Regions from separate parts of the Homo sapiens genome. Here region 2 is linked to region 1. A link is a loop called in an ENCODE intact Hi-C map of the cell type or tissue named here. Cell type or tissue: Caco-2. All regions are shown on one strand. Each heading gives the region's core, and the rest is flanking DNA. Links, peaks and the distances in the headings are about the cores only. Region 1 holds the start of FKBP3 (FKBP prolyl isomerase 3). Region 2 overlaps MIS18BP1 (MIS18 binding protein 1).

Region 1 (16,287 bases), core at 1-8,000:
TTCCCAATACAGAGGAAAATGCACTTCCAAGTAGACTGATTTGCAGGAACAGCTCTCAGTATACCATAGTTCCCAAATTAAACACAGGATTAAACAATAAAACCAGATTATCCAAAAATCACTCCAATTTCAACCCAAGACAAAAACAAATCCAATGAGACTAACACTGAATCTTGATTAATACTGAAAAAATATTTATCGAGCTTTTAAAAATATGGTACAGATTGCATATGAAGACATAACATTATACTTATTATTCTTCAGAAACAAGTAAAATTATAATTAAAAACTGATGCAAGATAAAATATCCCTAGTGACCATTTTCAGTTTAGCTTAATGCTAGAAGTGATGGTCCTTACATATAATAGAAGGATTTTTGAAAAGTCATGAGTGCAGTAAGGAAGACAAAAAGATTGCTTACTGGATTGATGCTTTTAAAAATGTTTTGTATGATAGCCAAAATTCAAAGTGTTCTTTCAGATTGTGAGGCAGTTTTGAGTGAAATCATTTTGTTGTTATATGGCACATGTATCAATATGCCTTCCAGAACTATTACATATGAAAAGTAAGCCAAATACATTACTTCTTTTCACGAAGAATTCTCAAGCATCTTGTAGAAGAGGAAATGGTGGTGTGTGCCTCATGGAGCAGGTGTACCTATTGGAATGTATATCTGGAATATTCAATGCGGTGTAAGCTGTCAGGGCTGTCTGGTTATTAATGAAGTCAATGCATGTTTCATTATATTCATAAAGCCTTGCTGTTAAAAAAAAATCTAATGCCTAGAAATGTTTTGAAAATAAAATAATTACCAGCTAAATCTTCAAAACGTATTCCATACAGTTTGAATTTTAAAAAATTTTTAAGTGTTTTATTATTTCATTTCATTTTTGTAGACACAGGGTCTCACTATGTTGCCCAAGCTGATCTCAAACTCCTGGCCTCAAGCTAAAATTTTTTAAATGCCCCTCTCAGATGGAAATTTTTAACATGCTATGTATTAATTTAATTTGGAATGATATCAATAAGTGGAAAAATATATTATATTCATTTCCTGAATATAATTAGGAAGATCAATTATTAAAAAAGATGACAATTATCCCTAATACAGAGATATAATACAATAACGTTTACAGTCCCCAAAGAAATGACTATACAAATTCAAAAACTGGCAGAGAAATTCATGTCTTTGCCCTAAATGAAATTAACTTTCCCTACCTTTCCCTCTTTTATTCTTGCTCTATAATCTCCTCCTATCATCACCAACTACTATAGTTTTAACTACCATCTATATGTTTATAATTTCCAAATCTGTATCTCTATCTACCTCAGAACTCTCCAGCAAGATCCATACTTCTATCAAGTATCGCCTAATGAATATCTACAGCTGAATTCCTCATAGACACCTCAAACTCAACACATCTAAATCATCTTTCCACGTTCCCCCTAAACCTGCTCTCCACCCAGAACTCACAATCTTCACAGTTTTCCAAGTCAGAAATCTGGAAGTCATCCTACATCCCTTCTACCCCTCATTAGATACTCTGTCTTTAGCCTTCTTCTCTCTAATCTCTTTCAAATCTTAAGTGTTATCCCAGCCAAACATTTTTTAATGAGTCCCCACCACCTTTATCCCCTATGGCCTACAAAGGCTTTCAAACTATTAAGCATAAAATATTAATGACCTGGACCTTGAGTAGAAGAGGCAAAATCCCCCTTAGGAGAAGAGGGAAACAGAAAGTCAACTTCATTCAGTGCAAAGATATGAATGATGTTTGCAACCACATCCCACTACTTCATCTTATTTTATATTCCTGGAGTACTCAACTGGAAGGCACTGTGTTAGGTATGTGGCATACATTATGTCATTATTTTACCTAGCCGCCAAGAAGAGACACCGCATATCCACTACCAATCTTTATTAATTTCAAAACTCCTTTCATACCCTATTTTAGATCACTGTCCCAACCATGACTAGGCTCTCATGATCTACATCTGACACTAATTATCTGGTTAGTCTTAAAATAGAAGAAAAGAAAAAGAAAACAACAATAACAGCAAAAGGCAGTGAAGACACTGATTTGAATGGATGACAGAAAGTACAGATATTCTTTATCACCATCTGTTCTGAGATAATAGACGTAAAGGCTTTTTATAATAATATTGTCAATAACTTCCATCACTAGTAACTATTCGCCAAAATTCTCTTTAACAGTACAGTTACAATACAAAATACCGTTTAACAAAATTATTACCTGGCAATAAGCATAGTTTCCGAGAGCTTTATGAGCTTCATCAATAACTAAACACTTTATTTCAGCAGCGGGACAAGCTCCTCTAGAAAGGTCATTTACCATGACCTGAGGTGTAAGAAAAAGCACTCTCTTACTGCACCATATTTCCTTCCTGGTGGAAGCTTGTGTAGACCCTGAAAATAAAAGTGACATTCTACATTCTAAACTTCAGACTGTTATCTATAAAATATAAATAGTCTGGCTTTTTCAGAATGCAAACATGCTTTGGTAACATTAAGAGAAAAACAATTTGACAATTCATCGGAATGCTACATTTTAAAGTTCTGGTGTGGTCCAAATATCAAAGCTGGCACTTATCTAGGACTACAACCAAATTGTCTTTAGAAAATTCCTACAAAATGGCATATTTGAAGAGAGGCAAATTCTTCAACTGAGAAATCTTTTTCAGGAAGAATGCCAGGAAATATCATGTTCAGTTACCCATGGGGTATACGCACATAATAGCTTCAAAATACTATGACAAGCTGCAGATATTCTCTGAAGATTGAATAAAGCAACCCTATTCATCAGTTTTGGGCTTGCTGCAAGTAGAGAATGTTTTAAGAGGGAGGGCGTAAGATGCACATGTTGTAGCTTGGGAACTATTCCACATGGGTCAGGAATTCCCAGCTCTTACTTCAAAATTAGTCCAGTCTAAGATACCTGTCATTTCGGCCATGTGGGATTGCGGGATACCCATCACCTGGTAGCAAGCCTCGATCTGCTGTGTCACCAAGGGTTTCGTTGGGGCCATGAAGACCACCTTTCCTGAAGGGAACCAGCGGTAGAAATTGTACATGACCACGGCGGCAATAAAGGTCTTTCCCAGTCCGGTAGGCAGACACACCAGCGTATTGCAAAACAGAGCAGCCCGGGAAATGTGCAGCTGGTAGTCCCGCACTGGGCAATTGGTAGGGTAAATCCACAGGGCGCCCGCGGAGGTGCAGAACCCGCCATTCTCTAGACACAACTGCCGCTCAGCCTCGTACGCCGCGACAAGCAACACATCATCGTCCGACTCCAGCTGAGCCTCCGCTGCTGCTGGCAAAGGCGCCTTGGAGCTGCCAGGGCTCTGAGGTCGCTCAGTTCCGGAGCTGCAACCCGGAGTCCCAGATGATCGGGAGATACTTGAGCCCCACGTCTGAAAAAGCGTTCTTTGCCGTCCGCTCATTAGGCCGACAACCACCGAAGGCTTCTGTCAGATATCCGTAGCAGCAGCAGCTCAACCGCTACGGTTCCGATCCCCATCGGTTTCCTTCGCACAAAACTCTGGAACGAGAAGGCGGGACTAAGGCCAGTTTATCCAGTTGAAAATGCCGCTACTGAGTTTCCGTTGGGAATGATTGGCTGGCTTCCCGGAAACCTTCACAGCCCTGCCGGAGACTCATGCGCATTATTAAGGCGTTACTCTAAATATGGTCCCCGGTGCGGTTCCGGTGTTTTGTTTTAACAAACTCTAAATTTAAGTTCCGTTTCCAATGATTAGATGGCTGGGCGTCATTGCTAACGTGATAAATCACTTAAAATGTTATAATAGAGATTTATTGTAAAATATTACATACCCGGGGACAATGGAATAGCCACCAGTTTGGGAACTTAATGTTATTGAGCGTCTAACGTGCCTCATTCCTTGTACTTTTAAATCAGAATATAAAGTGAAAAGCAAAAATGTGTAGATGGAATAATTTGTCTTATATCTCTATCTGGGCTGAGAAAACAAAATGCCAAGTCTCTTTTTCACCGCGCTGGGAGTGGCAACCCATTATTTTAATATTTTCATTGTTTAAAGGGAAGTGAACGTGGTCTGGTCCAGCTATTCGTCAGAATTTTTTTTTTTAATGCTCCTTGCAAAGCAGAGCTAACTCATAGGCAACATGCCCAGAGTCAGCCTACATTTTTTTAAGTAAGGAGTCCTGATGTTCAACTATTAAATCTTTATTATAGGTAAGAGCATTATAATAAACGTCGGTGTGCAATTATTCCACTCTAACGAAGATTTCTGTCTCAAATAATTCCTGACTTCTCTCTAAACCTGACTTTGAGTAACCTCTGTAAATTTGTTTCCTCGTGTACTGAGAAAAAAATATACATCACAGAGTTACGAGCATTAATAATGTCATTCTCATCAGCAAGTGGCATCCTGAGTGCGGCTTCTTTATAAATTGTTTTATTTGTTAAAGTTTCTGAACTTCGTTTTGGACAAACTTTCTCGTATTTGTATGGGGGGAAGGGGATGGGCAGTTTGTATTTAAGTTTCGGTTGTGTGATCTTTAAAAGGGAAATGGTGGGATATGGGTTTTCGGATCGACAAGGACTGAAGCACTTCAGGTGTGACTTTTTAGGCTAGAACTAGATAAAACGAGATAAGGAGCCTGAATGCTGTTTTCTTTTAACAGGTTATAGACTGGACTTTAAAGGCATAGCTGCCTTAAATGTGGGTAATGGTTGATAAATGTCGCTACCATCAGAGGTCGCTTCACAAGGTGTCTAATTCAGAATCGAAGATCTCTAGCGGTCTTCTACTCAGTCGACTGCAGAGACGACCGCGGTAGGTTTTTCAACCCGGACTCAACAAAGAAGCCCTCATAGCACAGCCTTGACGTCACTCAAAGACAGGCCCCAATCCCGACTGCTAGAGCAGAGGCCCGCCCCTCGACCTCCGTGAGTGGCCCCGCCCCGCCCTAGGGGGCGGGGCGATGCCGAACTGCGGCGGGCTGGCTCAGTAAAGCGGAGGCAGCGGGGGAAGATGGCGGCGGCCGTTCCACAGCGGGCGTGGACCGTGGAGCAGCTGCGCAGTGAGCAGCTGCCCAAGAAGGACATTATCAAGTTTCTGCAGGAACACGGTTCAGATTCGGTACCAGAGGCGTAGGGGCGGCCGGGCTGGTGCGGCTGAGGGACGCCTCACCCCCCTGGAGATGCCCATACATTCCGTATTCCTCTGTGCCCCCGCCCTCGTCTTCCCGCGGCCGGTGGCCTGGAAGGCCGGAGAGGCCCAGCTTGTGCTTTGGTGCCTCGCTCCCGCCTCTCGGGCGTTCTCTACTGGGGCAGGGGAGCAGCTTTATTTCTTGGGGCACACAGGCTGCAATTGTAGAGTTAGAACCTCATTGGGATCCTTGAGTGGGGGTGGAGGCCAGAAAAATAGGAACCCGAGGATATTGGGGGCTAGGGCGGAGAGGCCGAGGAATAGTGGTGTGGATGAGACTCCTGGGAGCGGGGCGCCGGCTACTAGGGAAATGGGAAGGGATGTGAAGATTTCTGTGGGAACGGTGTATCCAACTTGCTTTTCTCAACAGTTTACTAAATACTGAACATTAATGCGTGTGATTTTTAAAAAATCCGTAGGTTGTGGTTTAAGTTTTGATTTAACATATCGACCCTTTAAATGACCTTTTCACCTTTATACTTTAAGGGAGCTACATGCACATTTCTCTTGTGCAGTGGTCTGTCATTGTTATAAACAGACTAAGAAATTTATTTGAAATGCTTTATACTGTAGGCTCTCCATTTGTCAGCATAGTCTCCATCTTAACCATCCGTCTATAGTCAAGTTATTTTTGTTACACTTGTTTTTCCTTTGGAAAATAAGTTCATTCATGCACCTGTTAAATTGCTGAAATAGTTGTGCACGCAGCATTCTCTTACAAGCGGCAGCCTGCTTGTGTTTTCTATACAATTTTTAAAATTCTAAACTTTTCATTTAGAAAAACTGTTTCTGGGTTTTTTTGTTTGTTTGTTTGAGACGGAGTCTCTCTCTGTTGCCCAGGCTGGAGTGCAGTGGCGCGATCTCGGCTCACTGCAACCTCCGCCTCCCGGGTTCAAACGATTCTCCTGCCTCTGCCTCTCGAGTAGCTAGGACTACAGGCGCGTGCCACCACGCCAGGTTAATTTTTTGTATTTTTAATAGAGACGGGATTTCACCGTGTTAGTCAGGATGGTCTCGATCTCCTGACCTCGTGATCCGCCCGCCTCGGCCTCCCAAAGTGCTGGGATTACAGGCGTGAGCCACTATTTCTGGGTTATTTTGAGAAGCTTATATTTTATTTTCATTTTGGGCGGGCGTCATGACAGGGAGATAGAAGAACTCTCCAACTTCCAGTGCCTTCTTCCTTAATTATTATCCTGGCATCCGCATCTTAGATTAATTTAGCAGATATTAATACAACATCTGTAACAAGAACTATTCTCAGTGTTTGGAGGTACAAGGGTGAAAAAGAACATGTGTCGGGGATCTTACCCCATTTTAATGGAACTATTTTCTCTTAAGCCAATTCGTATTTCATCTGAAACAATAGAATAGACATCATTAACATTTAATAATACCTCAGTCATGTACTTCATCCATCATATTCTTATGAAACAAATCATGCCATGTGGAATCGTATGTAAAACTGGGCCACGTGGAAGAATTTCAACAGACTTGGATTATCAAAATGTTTTTATAACATTAATCTTTTAAATGCATAGTCTCGGTCGGTCGTGGTGGCTCATTCCTGTAATCCTAGCACTTTCGGAGGCCAAAGCGGGCGGATCACGAGGTCAGGAGATCGAGACCATCCTGACTAACAGTTGAGGCCAGGCATTGAGGACCAGCCTGGCCAACGTAGCGAAACCTCATTTCTACTAAAAATACAAAAAAAATTAGCTGGGCCTGGTGGTGGGCGCCTCTAATCCCAGCTGTTCGGGAGGCTGAGGCAGGAGAATCGTTTCAACCCAAGAGGGGGAGGTTGCAGTGGGCCGAGATTGGGCCACTGCACTCCAGCCTGGGCGACAGAGCTAGACTCTGTCTCAAAAATTAATAATAATAATCTCCGGTGATCATTAACACTTAGACCTATACTTGACAATAATTATTTTATTAATCATAAGATATCAAAGAGATGTTTATGCTTTTATGCTTTGGGTATTTTCTGGAATCTTTAACAAGAAACCACCAGCATGCTAAAGGTAACTGATTACTTCCGTTTAGTCAACTTTGTCTCCTTTCCCCATCAGCTGTTATTTAGAACATATCTTTGAAAGAAAAAGCAAAAGAAAAAAATACAATAGTGATAGTGTTAGCTGTTAACTGCTAATAATGTTAACTGCTTTATCAAAAGCTTAGAAGATGCCAAAGGACAACTTTGAGAATGTAACAAAATTAGGAATTAAGCAAGGACCACAAGGCAGAAAAAGAAGCAGAATAAAATAAGGAAACAAAGAAGTTATGGAAATCCTCACAATTACGTGATTTTCAGATAAAGTTATACTACGACTTGCTATTTCAGCAGTAGTATTTTAGTGTCCATCTGCCATCTTAGCAGTCTTATATTTGAAAGAAAAGCAATTCCGCTGTTACCTTGAGTTATTAAATACAGTATTAATCATAATCCCAATATTTATTAAGTTCTTACTGTGTGACAGGCTCTATGCTAAATGCATTAAATGGATTTTTGCATTTTATCCTTATATCAACTCTTTGACGTAGACGCTGTTATTAATCTTCCACTACAGATATGGAGGCTGAGTCTTTAGACAAGCTTAGTCCCCTGTCTAGTGTCAGACAGCTAGGATTTTTTTTTTTTTTTTTTTTTTTTTGAGACAGAGTCTTGCTCTGTCACCTAGGCTGGAATGCAGTGGTGCGATCTCGGCTCACTGCAACCTCCACCTCCCAGGTTCACGCCATTCTCCTGCTTCAGCCTCCCGAGCTGGGACTACAGGCATGCGCCACCATGGCCAGCTAAATTTTGTATTTTTAGTAGAGATGGGGTTTTGTCACGTTGGCCAGGCTGGTCTCAAACTCCTGACCTCAGGTGATCCGCCTGCCTCAGCCTCCCAAAATGCTGAGATTACAGGCATGAGCCACCGCGCCCGGCCCACACAGCTAGGATTTTAACCTAGATAATATGACTCCACAGCCCATATACTTAGCAATTATATATATAATGTTAAGCATAGCAATCTCAACATATGTATGTTACATGCTTGTGTAACAGTGACTCTTCCTAGTCGGCTAAGAATGGGTTACAAATGCCTCAGGATAGCTATGTCCAACCTGGCTGGAGGCTCTCAAGGGCTGCACCCAAGTATCCTCCTGCAGTGAGCAGCTGACTCAAGTCACCACAGTGTGCTTGCTGTATAAATGTTATTTTTTGTGAGTGTTGACAGGAAAAAGTTTAGGATGAAACACTGTGTTCAGTACATAACACTACAGTTGCAGTCTTGTCACTAATTCTTGTAAATACCGAATTTTTAAAAAATCTCTTACTTTTTTTGTAACAAAGAGTATAAACTATAGGCTTTATTTCTTCTTCAGTACTAGTACTACTGAAAACACAACTGCTAACATAAAAGGATCGTTTTCTAATTTTAGACACTTCTTACTCGGGAGAAGTTATCTTGATTACCCAGCTTTTTTCCTTATAGTTTCTTGCAGAACATAAATTATTAGGAAACATTAAAAATGTGGCCAAGACAGCTAACAAGGACCACTTGGTTACAGCCTATAACCATCTTTTTGAAACTAAGGTGAGTATTGTTAGATTCTGTTAGCAGAACATCACTTTTGAAATTTTATTTCCAAAAAAGATGTTTAAAATGCATTGATTTGTTGAATGTGTTGGAGCTTTTCCACCTGTAATTTTTCTGAACTGTTATCATAAGTGGACTAGCTGTCAAATCTAGCAAGGCTAATCTGCAGTATGGCAGAATGTTTCAGTATTTTCAAAGGGTCTGGATTTTGTAGCTTAAATTGAGACAACAAATTCTTAAGTCCACTGAAGTTATAAATTCATTAGGTCAGTGGTATTACCGTATTACTTTAGCATATGGTGTATATTAAATGTATTTTGTTGTTGTTTTATTATATATGTTAAATGTTATATTGAAAATAAGTTTCCATTTCACTAATGAATTTAAAGTCTGGTTTAGATTTAGGCTGAGCTTTACAAAAATACATTTTAAGACATTCTCCCACATTTGTTTACTATGAAATGAATATCTTCCACAGGAAAGAAATCTTTATTTAGGAGTTATTTGAATAGTGCTTATATCTCTGGGTATGAGTTGGCCTTTCTAAGGTCATGGTTCTCATTTCAGAATTTATATTGTAAGCTGGTTTGAGGGTAATCATTTATTGTTTAAAAATAAATTATGAGCAAAATTCTTTCTTTGCTCTTCGTTTCCTTAGACCATTTATTCACAATTGTGTTATACAACCTATATTTATTATGCAGATGTTCATTTAATTGAGAGGCTGAAAATCTTGATGTTGCTTCTTGGTTTTAGCCTGTCCTGGGTATGATGTTACAACATTTTCCTTACAGCGTTTTAAGGGTACTGAAAGTATAAGTAAAGTGTCTGAGCAAGTAAAAAATGTGAAGCTTAATGAAGATAAACCCAAAGAAACCAAGTCTGAAGAGACCCTGGATGAGGTCTGTATATAATTATTTTTTTATTTTATCATGTGGAGTCTAGAAATTGTATTTATTTCTTTATTATTTGCACTAACTTCTCATAGTGAAGGGTGGTTGAATACGACCACTTTCAATGAGCCAAACACTTAATGTAGTGGGCCATTTCCCTTAGGTGTACTGGGACAGAAATAATCCTAAGAACTAGTGCTTTACAGTTATTAGCCTATTCTGTGAAACACTTCTGATATTGTATTTAATATCGCCTCCACATCTGTCCAGACCTTCTGAGCTTTCAAAGCTATTTTAAGGCCTTGATTCTATAGCCAAGTTGGACTAAGTGAAATACATTTTCTTTTGATTATTTTTAGCTTTTTCTAATGTACATGGTGTCCCTGGCAATAGAAATAATCCAGGCTTGGCTGCAGGATGTGGGTTCATCTGTCTCAGTTTTCCCAACTCAGGTTTTATACTTTGGTACAAAGGTTTGAAGAACCAGATTAATTCATTCCTGCAAATTGACAGCCTTAGTAGAGCTAAGATCAGCTACTAAGAACTGACTTAGCAGAGCTGAATTGATTATAATCTTGTCATTTCTGATAATACCTTACTATCTAAGCTCACTCATTGCCAGCAGTCTTAGTATCAGTGATAATAATCTATTTTTAGTTCTTGTAAAGAGGTGAGGCTATTGATGACAGTGTAGCTTTTGGGTATTTGTGGAAAGTGTAAGTTCAGTTATACAATTATAGATGTTTATTTGATTAAAGCTAGTTAATTTTGCATGATCTTTTCCTATTGGCTAAAAAGCACAAATTAATGTTTATAGGTATATGTGCACACAAAGCAGTTTTAAAGTTTATCACAATTAATATTTAATAAATGTTATATCTATTGAGTAGCTACTAAGGTAAATGGAGCAATTATTATTGAAGGGTTTCAGAAGCAACTGGCAACATAGTTCACCCTCCAGGAAATTAGAATGAGGATGGTTTTAGGAGACAGATAATATTTCATTAAGGAGTTAAGAAAATAAAAGGTAAATTCATAAGAGCTAGAGACAATCTAGAGCAAGCTTATGAGGGTCCTAAACTCTATCATTTTATTTAAAACCTCTTCGTTTAACTGGCCAGCTTGAGCCCATTTATGTACTGTGACTGTTTTCCTAGCGTCCTACATTCAAAAGCCTCTTGTCCATTTCCTTGCTAACCCTCGTTGTCTACTCTCTGTCTTCATGCTTTGGGACTGGAGAGCAGGCATTATAAACATATAATCATAAAACCTTTTATTGAGCCTGGTATAAATTCATGCTTAATATTAGCCAAGCATGTTTTCTAGTTTCATTGCTACTCAACAACATTTATACTATCCTTTGCCCAGTTCTCCATCACATTGCTCATTGCTCACATAAAGTATTTGACATTTTCTCACAAATTCTCAGTCCCTTCTTACTCCTTTCTCTTTTTTTGTTTTTGTTTTTGTCTTTGAGACAAAGTCTCACCCAGGCTGGAGTGCAGTGGTGCCATCTTGGTTCACAGCAACCTCCCCCTCCTGGGTTCAAGTGATTCTCCTGCCTCAGCCTCCCCAGTAGCTGGGACTCCAGGCAGGCGCCACCATGCCCAGCTGATTTTTGTATTTTTAATAGAGACGCAGTTTCTCCATGTTGGCTGGGCTGGTCTTGAACTCCTGACCTCAAGTTATCCGCCCACCTAGGCCTTCCAAAGTGTTGGGATTACAGGCGTGAGCCACTGCCCCTGGACTCCCTTCTCATTATATGCTCCTGTGTTCTGTAGTGCCAAAATGTGAATGTCTAGCCATTGCCATTCCCTTCTTCTGAGCTTAAAATTTCTCTGAATCTTTGCGTCCCTTTTTCTTTCTCATGTCTCCTTCAGGACTAATGCTCTCAAACATCTTCCTTTTATTTTAAACGTTCATTCCTTTTCCATTTTCAAGCATTCGAAGCAAGGCCTCATACCCAGAATGTTAAAAACGTTGTTCATTTCTTGCCTCCCTTCTCTTTCTTTATCCAGTCAGCAACAAAATGGGTATTCTAATAAGATTTCTAAAACAATACTTTGCAAACCACACCCTGCTGAAAAATCTTCAGTAATTGAGTGTTGTCTAGAATTGCCCCGTTCAGTATGGTAGTTACTAACAATATGTGGCTACAGAGTGCTTTAGCTACTTTGAACTGAAATGTGCTTTAAGAATAAAATATATACTCAGTTTCAAAGGTGTAATTTAGACGTTTCTTTTTTAAAAAAGAATGTAAAATATCTCAGTATTTTTTATATTGATTACTTATTGAAATGATGGTATTTGGGATGTTTTAGTTTAAATAAGAAAATTTTTCATTTAAAAATTTTTTATTTTATTTTTTTAAGACAGGGTCGGTTGGGAGGCCAGGCATGGTGGCTCATGCCTGTAATCCCAGCACTTTGGGAGGCCGAGGCAGGCGGATCACCTGAGGTTGGGAGTTCGAGACCAGCCTGGCCAACATGGTTAAACCCTGTCTCTACTAAAAATACAAAAAATTAGCCAGATGTGGTGGTGCACACCTGTAATCCCAGCTACTCGGAAGGTTGAGGTGGGAGAATCGCCTGAACCCCAGAGGCGGAGGTTGCAGTGAGCTGAGATCGCACCATTGTACTCCAGCCTGGGCAACAAGAGTGAAACTCTGTCTCAAAAAAAAAAAAAAAGACAGGGTCAGTCAGGTACAGTGGCTGGTGCCTGTAATCCCAGCACTTTGGGAGGCCAAGAGGAGCAGATCACTTGAGGTCAGGAGTTTGAGACCAACATGGTGAAACCCCGTCTCTACTAAAAATACAAAAATTAGCTGGGCATGGTGGCATGCATCTGTAATTCCAGCCACATGGGAGACTGAGGCAGGAGAATCACTTGAACCCAGGAGGCAGAGGTTGCAGGGAGCCAAGATTGCGCCACTGCACTCCAGCCTGGGCAATAGAAGGAGACTCAGTCTCAAAAAAAAGAAAAAAAGAGACAGGGTCATGCTGTGTTGCCCAGGCTGGACTCAAACTCGTGGGCTCCAGTGATCCTCCTGCCTCAGAATACTCAGAATAACTGGGACTACAGGCATACCACTGCCTGGCATAGACATACTTCATCTCTTTCTTTTTACATTTTTAAGTGCAGCTATTAGACAACTCAAAATTACATTTGTGACTCCCATTTTTATTGGTCACCACTGGTCTTCAATATATATCCAAATTTCTTATTCTTGGCATTCAAAACTTCCAAAATGTGGCTGCTGCTAAGCTCCATATTCCATGTTTCTATAGACGTATTCTTTTTTTTTCTTTGTTTTTTGAGACGGGGTCACGCTCTGTTGCCTAGGCTGGAATGCAGTGGTGTGATCTCGGCTCACTGCAACCTCCGCCTCCCGGGTTCAAGCAGTTCTCCTGCCTTAGCCTCCTGAGTAGCTGGGATTACAGGCGCACACCACAACGCCCGGTTAATTTTTGTATTTTTAGTAGAGACAGGGTTTCACCATGTTGGTCAGGCTATTGTCGAATTCCTGACCTCGTGATCCACCCACCTCGGCCTCCCAAAGTGCTGGGATTACAGGCGTGAGCCACTGTGCCCGGCCTGTATAGACATGTTATTGGCCAGGTGCAGTGGCTCACGCCTATTATCCCAGCACTTTGGGAGGCCAAGGAAGGTGGATCACTTGAGCCCAGGAGTTCAAGACCAGCCTGGGCAACATGGCGAAACCTGTCTCTACCAAAAAAGTAGCCAGGCGTGGTGGTGTGTGCCTGTAGTCCCAACTACTCAGGAGGCTGAGCAGGGAGGATCCTTTGAGCCTGGGAGCCAGAGATTGTAGTGAGACAAGATTGTGTGCCACTGCACTGCCTAGGTGGCAGAGTAAGACCTTGTCTCAAAAAAAAAAAAAATTTTTTTTCTTTGACCACAAATGTCTGCTCATTGTCTACTACATCATGCCCTTTCCTACCTCCATATTTTATTTCTTCCTTAGAGTGTCCTTTTACTATCCCTATTTGTCACTTCTGTGCTCCCTTTAAGACCCAGCTCCTGGGCTCATTGCTTCCTCTGGAATTTTTACCATGTGAGACTTTGCTGTATACATACACAACTGCATACATTCCTAAGCACATTTGTATTATTTATTTCTACCTTTATTTTAATATAAAGACTTGTCTAATAGCTCTTATGGGATTTTAAATCAGTCATTGTCAATATATTTATTGTCTATTATATATTAAATAGCATTGAGGAAAATTTTCATGGTATGAATGAGTATTGTACAGGAAAGAAAATATAAGTTACGACAGAAACTCACACTTAGCAATTAGAAGTCAGTATAAAAGTACTCAAACGAAAAATTTGATAACTTCATCTTTGATAACTGCTTCATATGTAGTTATTACCAACTTCTGGTGATTCTGCCTCCAAAATATATCCCAAAGCCATTCATGTTTTGTCATCCTCACTGTTAGCACCCTGGTCTAAACCTAAACTACTATAGTAACTTTTTTCCTAACAAGTCTCTCCACTTCTACTTTTGCTTCCCAAGTCATTTTTTATATTTCAGTCACAGTGATCTATTTAAAACACAAATCTGGCTGGGCACTGTGGCTCACGCCTGTAATCCCAACACTTTGGGAGGCTGAAGCAGGCAGATCACCTGAGGTCAGGAATTCGAGACCAGCCTGGCCAACATGTGAAACTCCACCTGCACTAAAAATACAAAAATTAGCCAAGTGTGGTGGTTCATGCCTGTAGTCCCAGCTGCTGGGGAGGCTGAGGCAGGAGAATTGCTTGAACTCGGGAAACAGAGGTTGCAGTGAGCCGAGATCACACCACTGCACTCCAGCCTGGGCAACAGAGTGAGACTCGGTCTCAGAAATAAATAAATAAAATAAACACAGATCCGATTCTGTAACTTCTCTTATTTAAAACTCTAAATTGGCTAATGTCCTAAAGATAAAAACCCAGATTCTAACATGTCCTACGTATTTTTCTAGCCGTATTTCATGCCATTCTCCCTTTCATTGCTCCCTTACAGACAGTAATATTTTTATACTTTTGAAATATTATTAAGCAGGCACAGTGGCTCCTGCCTGTAATCCAGCACTTTGGGAGACTGAGGCAGGTGGACTGCTAGAGCCTATAAGTGAGCCGTGATCACACTACTGTAAAATATCTCAGTATTTTACAGTGGTATGATCACTCCAGCCTCAGCAACACTGAAACCCTGTCTCTTAAAAAAAGAAAAAAAAATATATATATATAATTTTTTTTTTAAGACAGAGTTTTACTCTTGTCACCCAGGCTGGAATTCAGTGGCACAATTTTGGCTCACTGCAACCTCTGCCTCCTGGATTCAAGTGATTCTCCTGCTTCAGCCCCCTAAATAGCTGGGATTTCAGGCGCCTGCCACCATGCCCAGCTAATTTTTGTATTTTTAGTAGAGATGAGGGTTTCACCATGTTGGCCAGGTTGGTCCCGAACTCCTGACCTCAGGTGATCAACCCTTCTGGGCCTCCCAAAGTGCTGGGTTTACAGGTGTGAGTAACTGCGCCCAGCTGATTGAAAGATTTCTATGCTGTATGCACCTGCTCTACTGAGAAGGTCATGGAAAAGACAAGAGTTCAAAGGCTGATAGAATTCTGGAACTTCAGGGAGGGATAGATTAAGATCCTGCATGGTTTAGGCCTTTGGACACAAAACTATAAGCAGTAATTGTTAATATCACTCTAGCAGTTGAGTAGAGGACTGACTCAAGGTGTCAGAGATAAACACAATCGGACATTAAAGTGGTGAAAACAGATTTTATTCAGCCTACTGACAGTAGGGGAAAGAGCTAAACTCCAGTCTGATTTGTGGAGGGGTAACTGGGCCTTTTAAAAGAATGAGGGGGCTGGGCCTGGTGGCTCACGCTTGTAATCCCAGCACTTTGGGAGGCCGAGGCGGGCAGATCACGAGGTCAGGAGATGGAGACCATCCTGGCTAACATGGTGAAACCCCGTCTCTACTAAAAATACAAACAAAAATTAGCTGGGTGTGGTGGCGGGCGCCTGTACTCCCAGCTACTTTGGGAGGCTGAGGCGGGAGAATGGCGTGAACCCGGGAGGCAGAGCTTGCAATGAGCCGAGATCATGCCACTGCACTCCAGCCTAGGTGACACAGCAAGACTCCATCTGAAAAAAAAAAAAAAAAAAAAAAAAAAAAAAGGAGTAGAGAGGGATTTAAGCAGAGTTAGAGAAGTGAAAAATTACATAAAGTAGGAAGTGGGGTTGGTCCATATGAAACCCATCTGAGTTTGCCAACTGGCGCTTATCAAAATCAGGCTCCCACAGAGACAGAGACAGGGGTCCTATCTTCATCTTGAGGCGTTGGCTGGAACAAACAGTAAATTTTTTTTGGCAGCCTTAAGTTTTCTTAGGCGGACACTTTAAGGAGGGATCAGGTCCTCCTAGGAATAAGGCCTTGAGCTATTTGAAACTTGTGTTTGTTCAAATCTTTATAGTCCAAGGTTGAAGGCTTGTGAAGAAGAGGTCTCAGAGGACCCTAGCTAGGGTTTGGTCAGGGAGAGAATCTTTTGCCCAAGAGGTAGACTATTTGCA
Region 2 (16,287 bases), core at 5,346-13,345, 76 kb before region 1:
TTCACCGTGTTAGCCAGGATGGTCTCGATCTCCTGACCTCGTGATCCTCCCGCCTTGGCCTCCCAAAGTGCTGGGATTACAGGCTTGAGCCACCGCGCCCGGCTTCTTTTATTTTTTTTCTTTTTGGAGACAGAGTCTCACTCTGTCACCCAGGCTAGAGTGCAGTGGTACGATCTCAGCTCACTGCAACCTCCGCCTCCTGGGTTTAAGCAATTCTCCTGCCTCAGCCTCCCAAGTAGCTGGGATTACAGGTGTGTGCCACCATATCCAGCTAGTTTTTGTATTTTTAGTGGAGTTAAGGTTTCACCATGTTGGCCAGGCTGGTCTCGAACTCCTGACCTCAAGTGATTCACCTGCCTTGGCCTCCCAAAATGCTAGGATTACAGGTGTGAGCCACCAGCCCGGCCAGATATTCTTAACTGAACAAAAATGAAAATATATCAAAATTTGCAGCATGGGCCTAGGAGTTCATAAACAACTTTAAAGGGTTGCTATGCCAAGCTCCTCCCTCTCCCTGATTTCTGTCGTACTTTCTACATAAACAAATTAGGGTGCATTCTTTCAGTGGATTACTAAGCAGTAAAAAGGAAGAACTATTGATACATACAACAACCTGGTTGAATTTCAAAGGCATATTGAGTGAAAAAAGCCAACTCAAAGGGTTATACACTATATGATTCCATTTATATGACATTCTGGAAAAGTGTGCTACACACTTTTAAATGACCAGATTTCATGAGAACTCCATCAGAAGGATGGTACCAAGAGGGATGTTGCTAAATCATTCATGAGGAATCTACCTCCGTTAACCAATCACCTCCCCCTAGGCCCCACTTCCAATACTGGGAATTACATTTTGATATGAGTCTTGGGTAGGGACACATATTTAAACTATATCAATAAATAAGAATTATTTAAGCCAAGGATTCAAGACAAATGGACCTTAGAATAGCATACACAAAAGTATAAAGAAAGAGGGCATATTTGGAAATACTGAAAGAATGGGTGTGGGGTATGTGCCTGTAGTGCCAACCACTAAGGAGGCGGAGTCAGGGGGATCGCCTGAGCCCAGAAGTTGGAGGCCACATTGAGCTATGATAATGCCCGGCACTCCTGCATGGGTGACAGATTGAGACCCTGTCTCTTTAAAAAAAAAAGAAAGGTAAATAAAGAAAGCTAGAATGAATGGAATACTGAAAGTTGACCAAAGAGCAGTACAAGATGAGACTAGAGAGTTGGGCAAGGAACAATACAGCGTTACACTAAGGATTTGGGGTTTTATGCTAATAATGAAACAAGTTTTAAACATGGTGTGATATGTTTAAGTTTGTCTTTTTAAATTATCTGGAATAACCTAGAGGAGATGTGTTAAGTACTAATTTCTTATTAAATACATTATTATTTGTGTTATGTAATAGTTATTTTAGACAGTCGTAGATTTAGAAATTAGCCACACACACAAATAGAGAAGCTTGAGTTCCCAAGTCCTTCTAGTTGTTCACTTTAGAACACTGTGGAATGATTAATTATGTAAAAGAATTCATTAACAAGTATTTAATGCTCATAAGTATTATGCTTTTCTGCATGGAATAATATGCTGTGGTCAGCTGGTAGCTGTTCACAAGAGCTGATTGTTAAATTTTGGAGAATTTTACAAATTGAGTGTTAAAGTCATTAAAAAATTATATAAACTTAAATTATTTAAAACAAAGATAATGCTTAAAACTCATTACTTCCTAATTATTTTCCATTTTATTATATATATATGCTCTTGAGACTCTTCACCTCTGTGGTATGGTGGAAATACTATGTAATTGTGTGCTATCACACGTGTTTTATCAACTCCACAGTCAGTGACATGTTGGTAGCTTGACATCAACTACAATGGGAGTATTTACCCTATGAAAGTCATCAGACTTTATAAATCAGGACTGTTTAACCCCGAGAGAACTGATTAAAAACTTTCCCACATACTGCTACATGAAACCTATATCTATTAATTGGAATCCAAGTAGAAATAAAAATATTTTGCCAAAGAAACAGATTAAAAATAAAGACTTGGTGTAGTTGAAATGACATTGTTAATATCACTTTTAGGCTAATTGATGAGTTACATAGATGTTTTCTGGCTAAATTGTCAATCTAACCACAATGCATGAAATCTTTATGGGGAGAGTGGGGGTGGTAATGTGTATACCAGGTTCTAAATCATTTACAAAGGAACTTGTAGAATGCAACTCAGATGTTAAATTAGGGACTTCCTTATAGTTTTCTCTATTTCAATTTTCATTTTCCTTAATTAAGAGAGCATATATCTAAAATACTGAGTTCTACAAAGTATAGTAGAATGAAAGCAAGCATAACACTTTTTAATAGCTTATAACCTAGACTGTATAAGAGAACTAAGAGCTTATTGTCCAATATACTTAGCACCAATAAGATTTAAGGTAACAGTGAAGAAAATTTGGTCATGCCAAAATCTCCTAAAAAACCGTATCATCGATTAGTTGGACTTAGAAAAAAAAATGTTGAAAGGCTGAGGGTCATTTTTCAGGCTTAATAAAACACATCAGAATAGTTAGAAGACATCTACTAGATAGGTAAAATTACATCTTCATATTTTAAGCACTAGAGTTAAGTTATTGAGGGGAAGGAATAATATCTTTCTTAATTGTTATCCAGAATGATTTTGATAAAACTGATTCCTTCATCTCAGTAAATCTCATCAATTCAGTGTTATGCTTTTAAGAGGTTATTGTCATTGGTTTGAATTTCTTATTCTTTAATTGGTTTTGATCTTCCATAGTGCTTTTGCATCTCTTCCAAAGCACAAACCTGGTTTCTGGTCAGAGGTAGCTGCGGCTGTAGGTTCTCGATCTCCTGAAGAATGCCAGAGGAAATACATGGAAAATCCCAGAGGAAAAGGATCCCAGAAACATGTCACTAAGAAGAAGCCAGCCAATTCCAAAGGCCAAAATGGTAACCTTCGTAGTAAATAGTTTTTTTCCTAGTACTCAGTGTTGATTTCTGATCACTGAAATCAGATATATTTTATATTTATCCATGAATATTAATAGGTATTTTCTTAAAATTTTAAAGCTAGAGAGAATTTCAGAAATCATCTGTTTAATTTTTAAGTCTTACCTGGGTCTCTGCTTCCATCAGTAGTAGTTTAGTAGCCTTGTGCTTCGAGTTTTAGGAATTCTGCAGTTAGATCCAGAGATTTCAATATCTGAATTATTGTTCTAAGGGTTTAATTAAAGACCACTTGGGTCAGATCCCCAAGTAATTTATGAGAAAGCTCAGAAAATATTCAGTTTTCATAGTCCCATGATTACATACTCCTGTTCATGAGTACTAGTAAAAGGTTGATTATGCCAGAGAATTTCTATAATAAGCATTAGCGAGAACCCAATACCCTGTCATAATTCAGTAAGGTTTATATATTTTGGCAAAATCAATAAATTAGGCATTCAGCAAGAGGCAATGTAGAGGCAGTCATTCTTGCAGTGTAAAGATCTTTTTGGCCAGGCACGGTGGCTCATGCCTGTAATCCCAGCACTTTGGGAGGCTGAGGTGGACCGATTACTTGAGCTCACAAGTTCGAGACCAGCCTGGACAACATGGTGAAACCCCATCTCTACAAAAAAAAAAAGAGAAGATCTTTTTAACCTCACCCTGCCTAATCTTAGCCTCTTCATGAGTATCCTATGGGCTAATCATATTGCACAAATCCCAGATCCCAGTGTAGAAATAATCATTTGTTCTATAGGAGACTTGTAAAATAACAGGCTAAGTTTTCTTTCTTTTTTTGCTTTATCTATATCTGTATTTTTTTAGAGATGGGGTCTCACTATATTGCCCAGGCAGTTCTTGAACTCCTGGGCTCAAGCATTCCTCCTGCCTTGGCCTCCCGAAGTGCTGGGTTACAGGGATGAGCCACTGAGCCTGGCCAAGGCTGAGTTTTTTGGTTTTTTTTTAACATGAATGCACAATTTAGACTTTGCAAAGGTTGTTAACTTTATAGAGCAGTTACTATAAATAACCAAATCCTTATCAAAATGGTTTGCTGACTCTTAAGGCAAGAGAGGTGATGCTGATCAGAAACAAACTATTAAGATAACTGCCAAAGTGGGAACTCTTAAAAGGAAGCAACAGATGAGGGAATTTCTGGAACAGTTGCCAAAAGATGACCATGATGATTTTTTCAGTACAACACCTTTACAGCATCAAAGAATACTGGTAAGAGGCATGAAATCATTGTTTTCCTTATCTGTATTGACTTTTGTATCTTTCATTTTTATGTATGGTAGTGTTCATCACTAATATTTAGGCCAAGGATCAGTAGCCTCCGTAGACATGATCATAGTCTTATGGCAAACAATGTGCTGATATATGCCATTCTTACTAGTTTCTAGAGTCTGCACTTCAGTTGGTTCAAAGGTAATGTTTGTAGAACCAAACAGTAAAGTAAACCTAGAATTAGGTGAAACATATATATTTAAAGTTTAATATACTACCTAGCAAACTTTTTTTAAAGTTGATAAAAGATACTGTGTAGTAATTGAAAGGAGGGATTAAGTGATAGTAGCACAGTATTAAAAGATTTGAATGTATGAAAGAATTTTTGTCATATGAAGAGTAGAATAACTAAAAATTTCAGTGATTGGAGTAAAATATTCACAGCAAATACAACCAAGCTAGTAGTATCTGTGATATGAACAACTCATTCAAATGTTACTGGAATAACAAAAAGTACCAAGATCACAGGAAAAGTGTGAATAAGAAGAAATTCAAAAGGCTGAATAAACACTTGGGGAAGTGGTCATTTTAGTTAGTAATCCAAGAAAGTAAAGTAAATTATATTTATGTACTTTCTGAATTATAGAATCTTTTAAAAAAATAAGTTAAAATATCCACTGCTAACAGAAGCAATGGTGATACTGATACAGTCATACATCAGTGGGCATACAAATTGAATTGTACCTTTTAGTAAGAAAGCATTATGGCAATATATTATAAAAGCCATAAAGATTTATTCTATTCTTGAGAGTTTATCCTAAGAAATCCAAAAGCCCAAAATCTTTGCAAGATACTTATTGCAGTTTTATCTTCATAGCAAAAAACTGGAAACAATCTGTATATCCAATAAAGATGTTTTTCATAAACACAGTGAAATACAATACAAATATTAAATGCACATTTAAGACTTTCTAGAATCTAAATATAAATGTTAAGAATATTAAGATTAGCTGAAGGACAGGTGCGGTGGCTCACACCTATAATCCCAGCACTTTGGGAGGCCGAGGCGGGCAGATCACGAGGTCAGGAGATCAAGACCATCCTGGCCAACACGGTGAAAGCTCGTCTCTACTAAAAAGACAGAAAATTAGCTAGGCATGGTGGCGGCCGCCTGTAGTCCCAGCTACTCGGGAGGCTGAGGCAGGAGAATAGCATGAACCCAGGAGGCAGAGCTTGCAGTGAGCTGAGATGGTGCCACAGCACTCCAGCCTGGGCCAGAGTGTGAGACTCCATCTCAAAAAAAAAAAAAGCCGGGTGCAGTGGCTCACACCTGTAATCCCAACACTTTGGGAGGCCAAGAAGAGTGGATCATGAGGTCAGGAGATCGAGACCATTCTGGCCAACATGGTGAAACCCTGTCTCTACTAAAAATACAAAAATTAGATGGGTGTGGTGGCATGCACCTATAATCCCAGCTACTTGGGAGGCTGAGGCAGGAGAATCACTTGAACCCCATAGGCAGAGGTTGCAGCCACTGCACTCCAGCCTGGCGACAGCAAGACTCCATCTCAAAAAGAGAAAAAAAAATTATTAAGATTAAAGTAATGCAGAAATGTGTGGATAACAGACAATTGGACTATTGAGTATAAAAATTCAAACAGTTGTGTTAGTGAGCTAGACATAAGGGTAATTTTTTCATCTACCAATTTCTTGTCATAAAATTATCTTCAATTTAAAAAGGCTACACAATGCTTTATAAAGTTTAATAACATCATTAACTGGGCCCCCTTTTTGCTTACACTGATTATAGAGGGAAGTCTTTTAAGAGAGCCACCAGAGGCCCTGACAATGTTTTCTTCAAAACGCTATGGTCCACTAGGGGTTGTACCCTTTATCCCACCATCATTTCAGGTTCTATATATGTATATTTTAGCCTAAATGCAATAGTAGCATCATAAAGAACAGAACTGCCGGGCATGGTGGCTCACGCCTGTAATCCCAGCACTTTGGGAGGCCAAGGTGGGCAGATCACCTGAGATCAGGAGTTTGCGACCAGTCTGGCCAACATGGTGAAACCCCGTCTCTACTAAAAATACAAAAATTAGCTGGCATGGTGGTGGGCACCTGTAATCCCAGCTACTGGGGATGCTGAGGTGAGATAATCGCTTGAACCCAGGAGTGGGAGGTTGCAGTGAGCTGAGAAGGCACCATTGCACTCCAGCCTGGGCAACAAGAGCGAAACTCCATCTCAAAAAAATAAAAATGTAAAGAACAGAACTAAAGTAGAAATAGACAGCAACAAATTATATCATTTTCTGTGACATAGTTTGAAGGGGTGGCCTGCCCCTCCACACCTGTGGGCATTTCTCGACAGGTGGGACGACAGACTGGGAAAAGAAAGAGACACAGAGACAAAGTATAGAGAAACAAAAGTGGGCCCAGGGGACCGGCACTCAGCATACAAGGCCCCCTGCTGAGGCCCCGGGCGGCGCCCCTGGTCTCTGAGTTCCCTCAGTATTTATTGATCATTATCTCTACCATCTCAGAGAGGGGGATATGGCAGGACAGTAGGGTAATAGTGGGGAGAGGGTCAGCAGGAAAACATGTAAACAAAGGTCTCTGTGTCATAAACAAGGTTAAGAAAAGGTGCTGTGCCTTGATGTGCACATATAGTGCATTAAAGAGCAGTATTGCCACTAGCATGTCTCACCTCCAGCCTTAAGGCGGTTTTCTCCTATCTCAGTAAATAGAACATACAGTCGGGTTTTACACTGAGATATTCTATTGCCCAGGGACGAGCAGGAGACAGATACCTTCCTCTTATCTCAACTGCAAAGAGGACTTCCTATTTTACTAATTCTCCTCAAAACAGACCCTTTATGGGTGTGGGGCTGGGGGACAGTAAGGTCTTTCCCTTCCCACGAGGCCATATCTCAGGCTATCACATGGGGAGAAACCTTGGACAATACCTGGTTTTCCTAGGCAGAGGTCCCTGTGGCCTTCTGCAGTGTATTGTGTCCCTGGGTACTTGAGATTAGAGAATGGTGATGACTTTTAACAAGCATACTGCCTTCAAGCACTTTTTTAGCAAAGCACATTCTGCATAGCCCTAAATCCATTAAACCTTGAGTCAACACAGCACATGTCTCTGTGAGCACAGGATTGGGGCTAAGGTTACAGATTAACAGCATCTCAAGGCAGAAGAATTTTTTAGTACAGAACAAAATGAAATCTCTTATGTCTACTTCTCTCTGCATAGACACAGTAACAGTCTGATCTCTCTTTCTTTTCCCCACAATGGTTAACACTGCTTGGGTTCCTACTAACGGCTAAGCATAATAGTAAGTGAATTAGAGTTTTGTTTTGTTCTGTTGATACGAAGGGTCAGATTTGTTTGTATATTGTCTATGGCTACTTTCATGCTACGGTGCAGAGTTGAGTAGTTAGGACAGAGACTGGACCACAAAACCTAAAATATTCCCTATCTGATTATTTACAGAAAACATTTGCTGACCTCTGGTCTACATAACCTTCAGAAATAGGTGTTATTATCTCTGTTTTACACAAGAGAAATTAAGTCTTTTAAAGGCTAAGGCTCTGTCCTTGTCCTTGTTCCTTGACCTTAAAATTTCTAACAGACATAGCCTAAACCTGTGCAACCTGCAGACCCCCATCATTCTTGTTTATCTTCTGTCAGGGAGAGCCTCAGCACCTTAGACCTATACAGTGTAGGATGAATCCCTCCTGTTACTGGCAGCAAATCCATACGGGTCTGCAGAAACCACAATTCTTACCTCCTCAGAAGAAACAATTCTGGCCGGGTGTGCTGGCTTATGCCTGTAGTCCCAGCACTTTGGGAGGCCGAGGTAGGAGGATCCCTTGAGCCTAGGAGCTTAAGACCAGCCTGGGCAATATAGGGAGACTCCGTCTCCATTTTTTGTTAAATAATACTTATAAAAATTTTTTAAAAAGAGAATTTGACCAAGGAAACATAAGGCAGAAGGAGAAACTGAGGCAAGTTTTAGTGCAGGAATGAAAGTTTATTAAAACACTTTAAAGCAGGAAGCAAAGGAAAGAAAGTACTCTCAGAAGAGGGCCAAGCAGGTGACTTGAAGCATGGTTTAACTTTGTGACTTGGGGTTTTATATGTTGGCATGCTTCTGGGGGTCTTGTGTTCCTTCTCCCCGGATTCTAACCTTGGGGCGGGCTGTCTGCATGCCCAGTGGCGTGCTAGCACTTGGGAGGGGAGCAAGTTACAGTGTGTTTACTGGATTTATACACAGGCTCACTTGAGGCTTTCTCCCTTACCAGTCGGATGTCCTTAGGAGGTCATATACCAGTTAAACTCCTCCATTTTTCCTCTTAATGCACATGCTTGAGCCCACTTGCCCAGTTTCTGAGATCTTATGAGGAAGCTGCTGATCACCAATTTTAGGTGTTTCTGTTTATTGAGAGATTGCTTTTCCCTGGTGCTGGCTGCGATTAAGTATTATTTTAGAGACACAGTTAACAACCACCTGACCATCACAGGATGGTCGCCTAACAACATTCCTGGTGGGGGGTGGGGAGGCCCTCTCATTCCTTGCTTATCCCTGACTAGTTAACCTGCTGTAACATTCCCACTTCTGCAAGTCACCAGTCAAGGTTAGCTATTTCCAGCTGGAGGAAGCTAACGGTGTTTATGGCCCAGGGGAGTTTAGGCTGTAGATGGCTTGTTTCCAATTTAGTCAGTGGGATGGAGCTGGGAGGAATAGAAAAGATGGAGGAAGAGAGAGAGAGATTAGGGCCCATACACACATTAAGGTTACACACCTACACTGCAAACAAATGGTGCACTGCCTCCAAACAAATCCCCAGTTAAGAGGGCTGGGTAGAGTTCCAAACTCCTTGCCTCAGTTTCAAACGGCCCTCCCCAGGGGACAGTCCAATGTGAGCAAAGCCCTGAGGGTGCCACAAATACAAATGCAAAAAAATGGCCAAATGGTGACACCAACAGCTAAGTCTAAACAGAGCAGAGCCCCAGCAACACCCTAAAAGAGGCAGAGGGAGGCTGGGTGCACATCAGCAGCTCACCTGGTTCCAACATTTGTCGACTTCTTCAAAATGTCACATTCTCTTTGTATCAGTGAAGCTTTGGAAGCAGCAGATGCTGTGACAGAAATAGAAAAGGAGGTTCTGCAAGACAAAGGCACCTTGGCTATTGCTGGAAGCTCCCCTAATGTTCTTACTACAGGGTCAGCTAGCCATGAGCAGCTGGCACTCACAGGTGGCTCCATGGCCCTATCCAACAGAAGATCAGATAGGTGTGTCTGGAGCCTCCTGTGAATACACAGGGCTCCCTGTATGGGCCACCAAAAATTGTAACCAGCAATAGGGGTCCAACTACTTGCCGCTTGTAAAAAGAAGCCAATATAACAAGAGCAAGGTGTGATAGAGTTTTATTATCTGTGCCAGCAAAGGGAAGTGTGGGTGAAATTCCAGAAATTCCAGTCTTCAATTTGTGGAGTGAACATAGGAGTTTTTAAAGAGAGAATGATTTGGAATGCAGGAGAGGAGGGGGTTAGGAGGTGTTAGGTGGCTCAATCTGCTCCAACAGCTTATCTTGAAATATTATTCCATTTGGTGAAGGGGCCAGCACCATCCTGGGCTCAACCAGGTTACAAATTAATTGTAGTAAATCTTGCAGTAAATTTCTAGATGGGAGTGAGTTTTGGCCTTGACTGGGGAGAGAATTCTGGAGGTATCCAGTTTATGCCAGGATCCGGCCCCTGAAGCTTCTAAGGAAATACATGACCAGATAAATGAGCATGGTGTGCACTTAAAAAGCGTCTAGGTAAAAACATGTGCATAAGGCATGGGAGCATAGAATGGGTAAAGAAACGGAGGTTCACATTTTGAGGCTGTATTTCAAGATGAATGGAAACACATGTAGTTTATCTCAAAGTTATATCTTAAAATTGGGGAGAAAGAAAGAAAAAAGTTTTAAAACATGGTTTGAAGCCACGCTACTCGGTTACAGGCTGAATAAAGAGGGTGACAAATCCAGTTTCTCAGAAACATTTAATAGAGACTTTTGAGCAGAAGCCATCTCTTGGGTGGCCTCAAGATGGTGGATTTGGGCACTGTTATCCCCCCAGACCCAGGGTTTATATACCATAGGGAATTTGCCTAAGGGCTGTATTTATGGTAAGTATGTGTTTACGATAACACCAAGGTTGTTTTGACCTAAGGACAAGATTTCCAGTAAGTATATGGAGGTAGAAATCTTAGAGGCATTTCCAGATCCAGGTTTAATCAGAAGTCAGCATGGTGAATTAGCATCTAAAATGGAGTTCCTCTAGCCTCTACTCCTCTACGTACTACTGTTTTTAATTATCTAACTTGGAAAGTTACAAGAAGAACCAACTTATCAGTCCTCCAAAACTATTTTGTGATAATGAGAAAATACCTTTTATGGGGTGCCTGCTGATAATAAATACTTGTTTTCTAGTTGCCAAGTTTCCAGGACAGTGAAGATGATGATGATATTCTGCCAAATATGGACAAAAATCCAACAACTCCATCATCAGTTATCTTTCCATTGGTAAAAACTCCTCAATGTCAGCATGTCAGTCCTGGCATGCTAGGTTCTATAAATAGGTAAATATTCATGCATATGATATGTTAATTCTCTGCATCAGAGTAGTGAGGAACATTTAAACATTTCATGAGGACCATAGATGCCAGTAATGGGAAGAGGCATTATTTAAAAAATCAAGAATGTGTAGTTTCTAGAAGTTAAGGATGGACAAGTTCATCAAATCGGGGTGCTATTCAATAAACAGCATTGTGATATAACCCACATTTACTTCTGGATCAATTCGAAATGGATCAAGGTTTTACTTGTAAAAAACTTTAAAAAAAAAAAACTAAAGAAACCTTGGAGAATTATTTTATAATACCAGATTAGTGATGGTCTTTCTAACTATACTATAAAACCTACAAGCCATTAATGAAAAGATGAATAAAGTCAACTGTGTAAAAATGTTTAACAAATTTTACCTGGTACCAACCACTACAAACAAAAGACAACCTGAGAAAAGAATATATGCAACTTGTCACAGGCAAAAGGCTAATTTCCGTAATATATACAGCATTCCTACAAACTAACAAGGAATGCATTGTTAATTTTTGTGCATTGCTAGTGAGAAGGTAAAGTAGTGCGATCTTTGCAGCAACAATTTGTAAGTATCAAAATTATAAATGCACATGCCCTTTGACTTAGGAATTTTACTTATAGAATTGTGAATGTACAGCTTATTCATTGTAGCATTGTTTAAATGGCAGTACCTCAAAAATCTATCAGTAGGGACTAATTAAATGAACTCTGGTCCATTATATAGTCATAGAAATTAATGAAGAGCCAGGCACAGTGGCTGAAGCCTGTAATCCCAGCACTTTGGGAGGATCACTTGAGCCCAGGAGTTCAAGACCAGCATGGGCAACATAGGAAGACCCCATTTCTACAAAAAAAACCCAAAAATGTTAGCAGGATGCAGTGGGGCAAGCCTGTGGCCCTAGCTACTAGGGAGGCTGATGTAGAAGGATTGCTTGAGTCCCAGAGGTGTAGGCTGCAGTGAGCTGTGATTGCAACAATTGCACTCCATCCTGGGCAACAGAGTGAGATCCTGTCTCAAAAAAAAAAGAAATTAATGAAGATATTTTTTATTGCTATTATGATAAAATGCCTAAGATATATTAAATGAAACAAAGGTAGATGCAGTGAATAATATACTACTGTTTGTGTAAATAGAAGCTATATGTATGTATGCATATATGTATATACTTGTGTGTGTGTGTGTGTGTATAATTGCTTTTATTAGATTAAGTCTTTATAAAAGGATGCATAAGAAACCAAAACATTGGTGATCCTTAGGGAGAACTAAGGTAGCTGGAGGAAGGAGAGGGGGGCTTTTGAATTTTGAACCATGTGAATACAAGAACAATTTGAAACATATAAATAAATAAAATTAAGAAAAAAGTAGGGGTGACTAACAATAAAATGTCACCAAAAAAAGATGGAAAATAGTAAGAATGAGGCCTGAAAATAGGCTATTCCATTTGGCAAGTAAGAGGCCATTGCTGATCTTAGAGCAATTTCCACAGAATGAGAGGCAGAAGCAAGATAATAGTGACTGAGAAAAAAACTATTCAGTACTCTCAGGAAGCTTGCTAAATTGCTAAAATTTTAATTTGCACTTATTGGATAAAAATATAATTTTCCTAGGCATCTAAAAATTATTTTTAGTATTTAGTGCAGGGGAAAGCATACTGAGAATACTATTTTGGACAAATTTTTTGATAAGCACTTTGACCAGTTCATCAAAAGCCTTAAAATATTCATCCGTGGCCGGGCGCGGTAGCTCACACCTGTAATCCCAGCACTTTGGGAGGCTGAGGCCGACGGATCACAAGGTCAGAAGTTCGAGACCAGTCTGGCCAACATAGTGAAACCCCATCTCTACTAAAAATACAAAAAATTAGCCGGATGTGGTGGTGTGTGTCTGTAATCCTAGCTACTCAGAAGGCTGAGGCAGGAGAATCACCTGAACCCGGGAGGCAGAGGTTGCAGTGAGCCGAGATCACGCCATTGCACTCCAGCCTGGGTGACAGTGCGAGACTCCGTCTCCAAAAAAAAAAAAAAAAAAACAACTTCATCCTTTTGGCCGTTGAATTTTATTAGACACTTTAAGGAAATATGAGATTTGGAACACAGATGTTCATCATAAAACATAATACTGAAAGTTTGAGAATGACCAAAACATCCAAAAATAAGGAAAGTTATAAATTAAGATTTATCCATATAATGGAATATGAAACAAATCATGTCTTCAAGAATTTAATGACAGAAAAATGTCCAGTGGATAGTAGTTTTCAAAAGCTAGGAAAACTACATTCAGCATGATCCCAATTTTATGTAACAAATTCGTAAGGAAGGAAATTTCTTAACTTACACATCACCAGCCATTCTTTCTAGGTTGTAGAATGACACCAGTGTGGGTTGTGGGTTTTTGTTTTTTGTTTTGGGGGATATTTTCTGTCCATTTATGTCACTTTTACAATTAAAGAAACACGATAGATTCACTTATGTTATGAATCTATATTGTCTGAAACTTTTTTCTTAAAAAAATGATTTTCTTAGGCTTCTTCACTCTCTCTGACTTTACTAGCTCTAGTAATTGACGTACTTTTCATAACAGTTTTAAGTAATCAAACAGTTATATCACTTCAGAAGTGAAAAACTCTTTGTCTTCAAAGACATCTCTTTGATAATAGACTTACCAGTTGCTGATCCTGAACAACTGGCTAGGCCTGTTCATTTGTTTTTTGTTTGTTTGTGAGATGGAGTTGCTCAGGTTGGAGAGCAGTGGCACAATCTCGGCTCACTACCGCCTCCATCTACCAGGTTCAAGCAATTCTCATGCCTCAGCCTCCCAAGTAGCAGGGATTACAGGCGCATGCCACCGTGCCTGGCTAATTTTTGTATTTTTAGCAGAGATGGGGTTTCACCATGTTGGCCAGGCTGGTCTTGAACTCCTGACTTCAGGTAATCCGCCAGCCTCAGCCTCCCAAAGTGCTGGGATCACACCTGTTCATTTGTTAAGCAATTTGCTAAAAACTGACGAGGTTTATTCATTGCTATACAGCAGTGTTTGATTCAGATAAATATCTTAATAGAGTCACATTTCTTCATGTCATGCCTTTAAGGTTGTTCCCAAATAGTCATAAAGAACAGAGGATACTCAGGTATGTAAGATCTTAGAGCCAAGAGAGAGTATGGAAATGGATGTTCAGCTGGTATTTACTGTCATAAGTGGGATTAGGAATTGTGGGTTTAGGGAATTAAAAACAACCAACAATTCTACTTGGCTTTTAATCTCTTCAGTTATGAGTGAAGCATATTTGCTTGTAAGGGAAGAGATAAGGTAAAGGAAATGAAATAAAGAAAAAAAATTTGGTGGTTGGTATGGGGAATTCAAGAAAGATAAAATTTTGTAGAAATAAAAGGCTTGATGAGCTGGATTAGAAACCCAGCACAGTTGGAAAAATTGACAGTTTTCAATCACCAGGCATATCTTTAAAGTGAATAAACTGAGATTCAATTAGGACAGGGAAGGAAGTGAACAGGAGAGATAATGGTATAGCAAAAGGGAGTCCAAGGAGAAGAAGTCTCAGTGGGAGTTTTGGAAAACCAAGAGAGGCAGCAAGATACCGGAAAGAGCGTAGACGGTACAATGAACGGTAAGCAAAGCATAATTTCCCAAAATAGTCTTGATCAGTATTTCCTGTAAAATGTTTGATTTAAGCATTTTGTCCATCTCCATAGGCACATTTTATTGTCCTCTTTAAAATACAGAATGTACTTTTTAAAGATGGAAATACGTTTGAGGTCAGGCGTGGTGGCTCACGACTGTCATCCCAACACTTTGGGAGGCCCAGGAGGGCAGATTGCTTGATGAGCTCAGTAGTTTGAAACCAGCCTGGGCAATGTGGTGAAACCCTGTCTCTTAAGAAAAATACAAAGATTAGCCAGGCATGATGGCACGTGCCTGTAGTCCAAGCTACTTGGGAGGCTGAGTTGGGAGGATCACTTGAGCCCAGGAGGTTGAGGCTGCAGTGAGCCATTATCATGTTACTGCACTCCAGCCTGGGCGACAGAGTGAGACCCTGTTTCAAAAAAAGAAATACATTTGAAATTAATTTAGGCAATTGTTGTTCAACCTGTGGTTAAAAGTATGACAGTTAACTTAAAATTATTAGGTTGACTTAAAAATATTGTTGACTTAAAATTATTTCGTATTCAAACAGGAATGACTGTGATAAATATGTTTTTCGTATGCAAAAATATCATAAAAGTAATGGTGGTATTGTCTGGGGCAACATCAAGAAAAAATTAGTAAGTATTTTTCTTTATCCAATACATATCTATGAAACAACTTTAATATGTGATAAACTGTGGTAGTTGTAAGTCATGTAACAGTCCCTGTCCCTGAGGTGATTATAATGTAACAAGTTACAATAATGAAGCCATGAATGAGGTAAGCACATAAGTACTGTAGGATTACAGATGGCATCACATTGACTGAAACATTGGAGCAAGGGGAAAATGGCTAAAAACTTTGATTTTTGGGAAATGAAGGGTGGGAAAAATATACACAGAGGTCTGGGAAGGATATTTCAGGCAAAACACAAAAACACAAAACACAAAAACAATCCTGTTCAAGGATTGAAGAATAATTCAGACTGAGTCACAATTCTCATAAAGTAAGAAATTTCATCAAATTCTATGTAGCTTTAAAATGGCTTCAGGTGTTTTTCAGATTTAGCTACTTAATTTTATTTTTTTACTTTTTATTTTTTTACATTCTAACATTTAAAATCCAACTACAGAAAAATTTTTAACTGAAAGATGCCTTAATAGAATGATCTATATCCCTTAGAGAAAAGATTAGGACAGTCCTTTATCCCCTTGAATTACTTTTTAAATTTTTAATTTTCTGATTTTAATTGCAATAACTGATTATCATATATAAGTACTAGGATTCTGGAAAAAGTATTTCATCTCAAATTTCCTCTAAGTAGCTAATCTTCGAGAATGGTAACTTATGGGAACCCCCTTGATTCCCTTGCTTTATGACACTGAGCAAGTTACTTGAGCTTTCTAATACCATTTTATTCATGTGTGGTATGACAATGGGGATCATGATTATATTGATTTATGTTACCAAATGATTTTGAGGTCTAAATGATATAATGCAGTGTTTTACCTCATCTCAGAAAAAAATACATTTATATCACAGTCTGTGAGCATGAATTTGTATCTCAAAAATTTCTTAAAACAGTACTTACTCTAAGGGCTACTATATTTTCTGTTCTGTTACTTTTTATTTTTAAAAGATTTTTAAGGATTGCCAGCCATGGCCAATAGTTTGATAAGCATTGTAATGTGTGTGAGCATGTACTTCAAACTTGCCATTTACTTTACCATTTTAGCCAAGAATTTCA

What was found. Peaks named below come from ENCODE experiments on the same cell type or tissue, not always from the same donor. Only the 100,000 strongest peaks of a DNase experiment are listed, where the experiment ranks them.
Region 2: it touches region 1 in a loop (6-fold over the local background); 2 of 110 quality-filtered maps call a loop at or near these places.

Annotation. Positions count from the first base shown.
Region 1 is chr14:45,123,210-45,139,496 of GRCh38, reverse strand. FKBP3 (FKBP prolyl isomerase 3) reads left to right here and starts at 5,016. Exons shown (of 7, transcript NM_002013.4): 1 at 5,016-5,148; 2 at 8,697-8,798; 3 at 9,596-9,703. The coding sequence starts at 5,041. FANCM (FA complementation group M) reads right to left here and starts at 3,567. Exons shown (of 23, transcript NM_020937.4): 1 at 2,958-3,567; 2 at 2,256-2,428. The coding sequence starts at 3,465. RefSeq lists enhancers at 3,364-3,413, 4,076-4,946, 5,040-5,259, 4,947-5,818 and a silencer at 4,893-5,070. In Caco-2, for the core only: no CTCF peak of the experiment used is centred there; DNase peaks (open chromatin) are centred at 3,626, 4,896 and 5,246; H3K4me3 peaks cover 4,696 bases.
Region 2 is chr14:45,204,974-45,221,260 of GRCh38, reverse strand. It overlaps MIS18BP1 (MIS18 binding protein 1), which reads left to right. Exons shown (of 17, transcript NM_018353.5): 12 at 2,807-2,979; 13 at 4,082-4,242; 14 at 10,733-10,881; 15 at 15,091-15,178. Among named protein-coding and RNA genes, the nearest start is that of MIS18BP1, 40 kb to the left of the region's middle. In Caco-2, for the core only: no CTCF peak of the experiment used is centred there; DNase peaks (open chromatin) are centred at 7,320 and 8,810.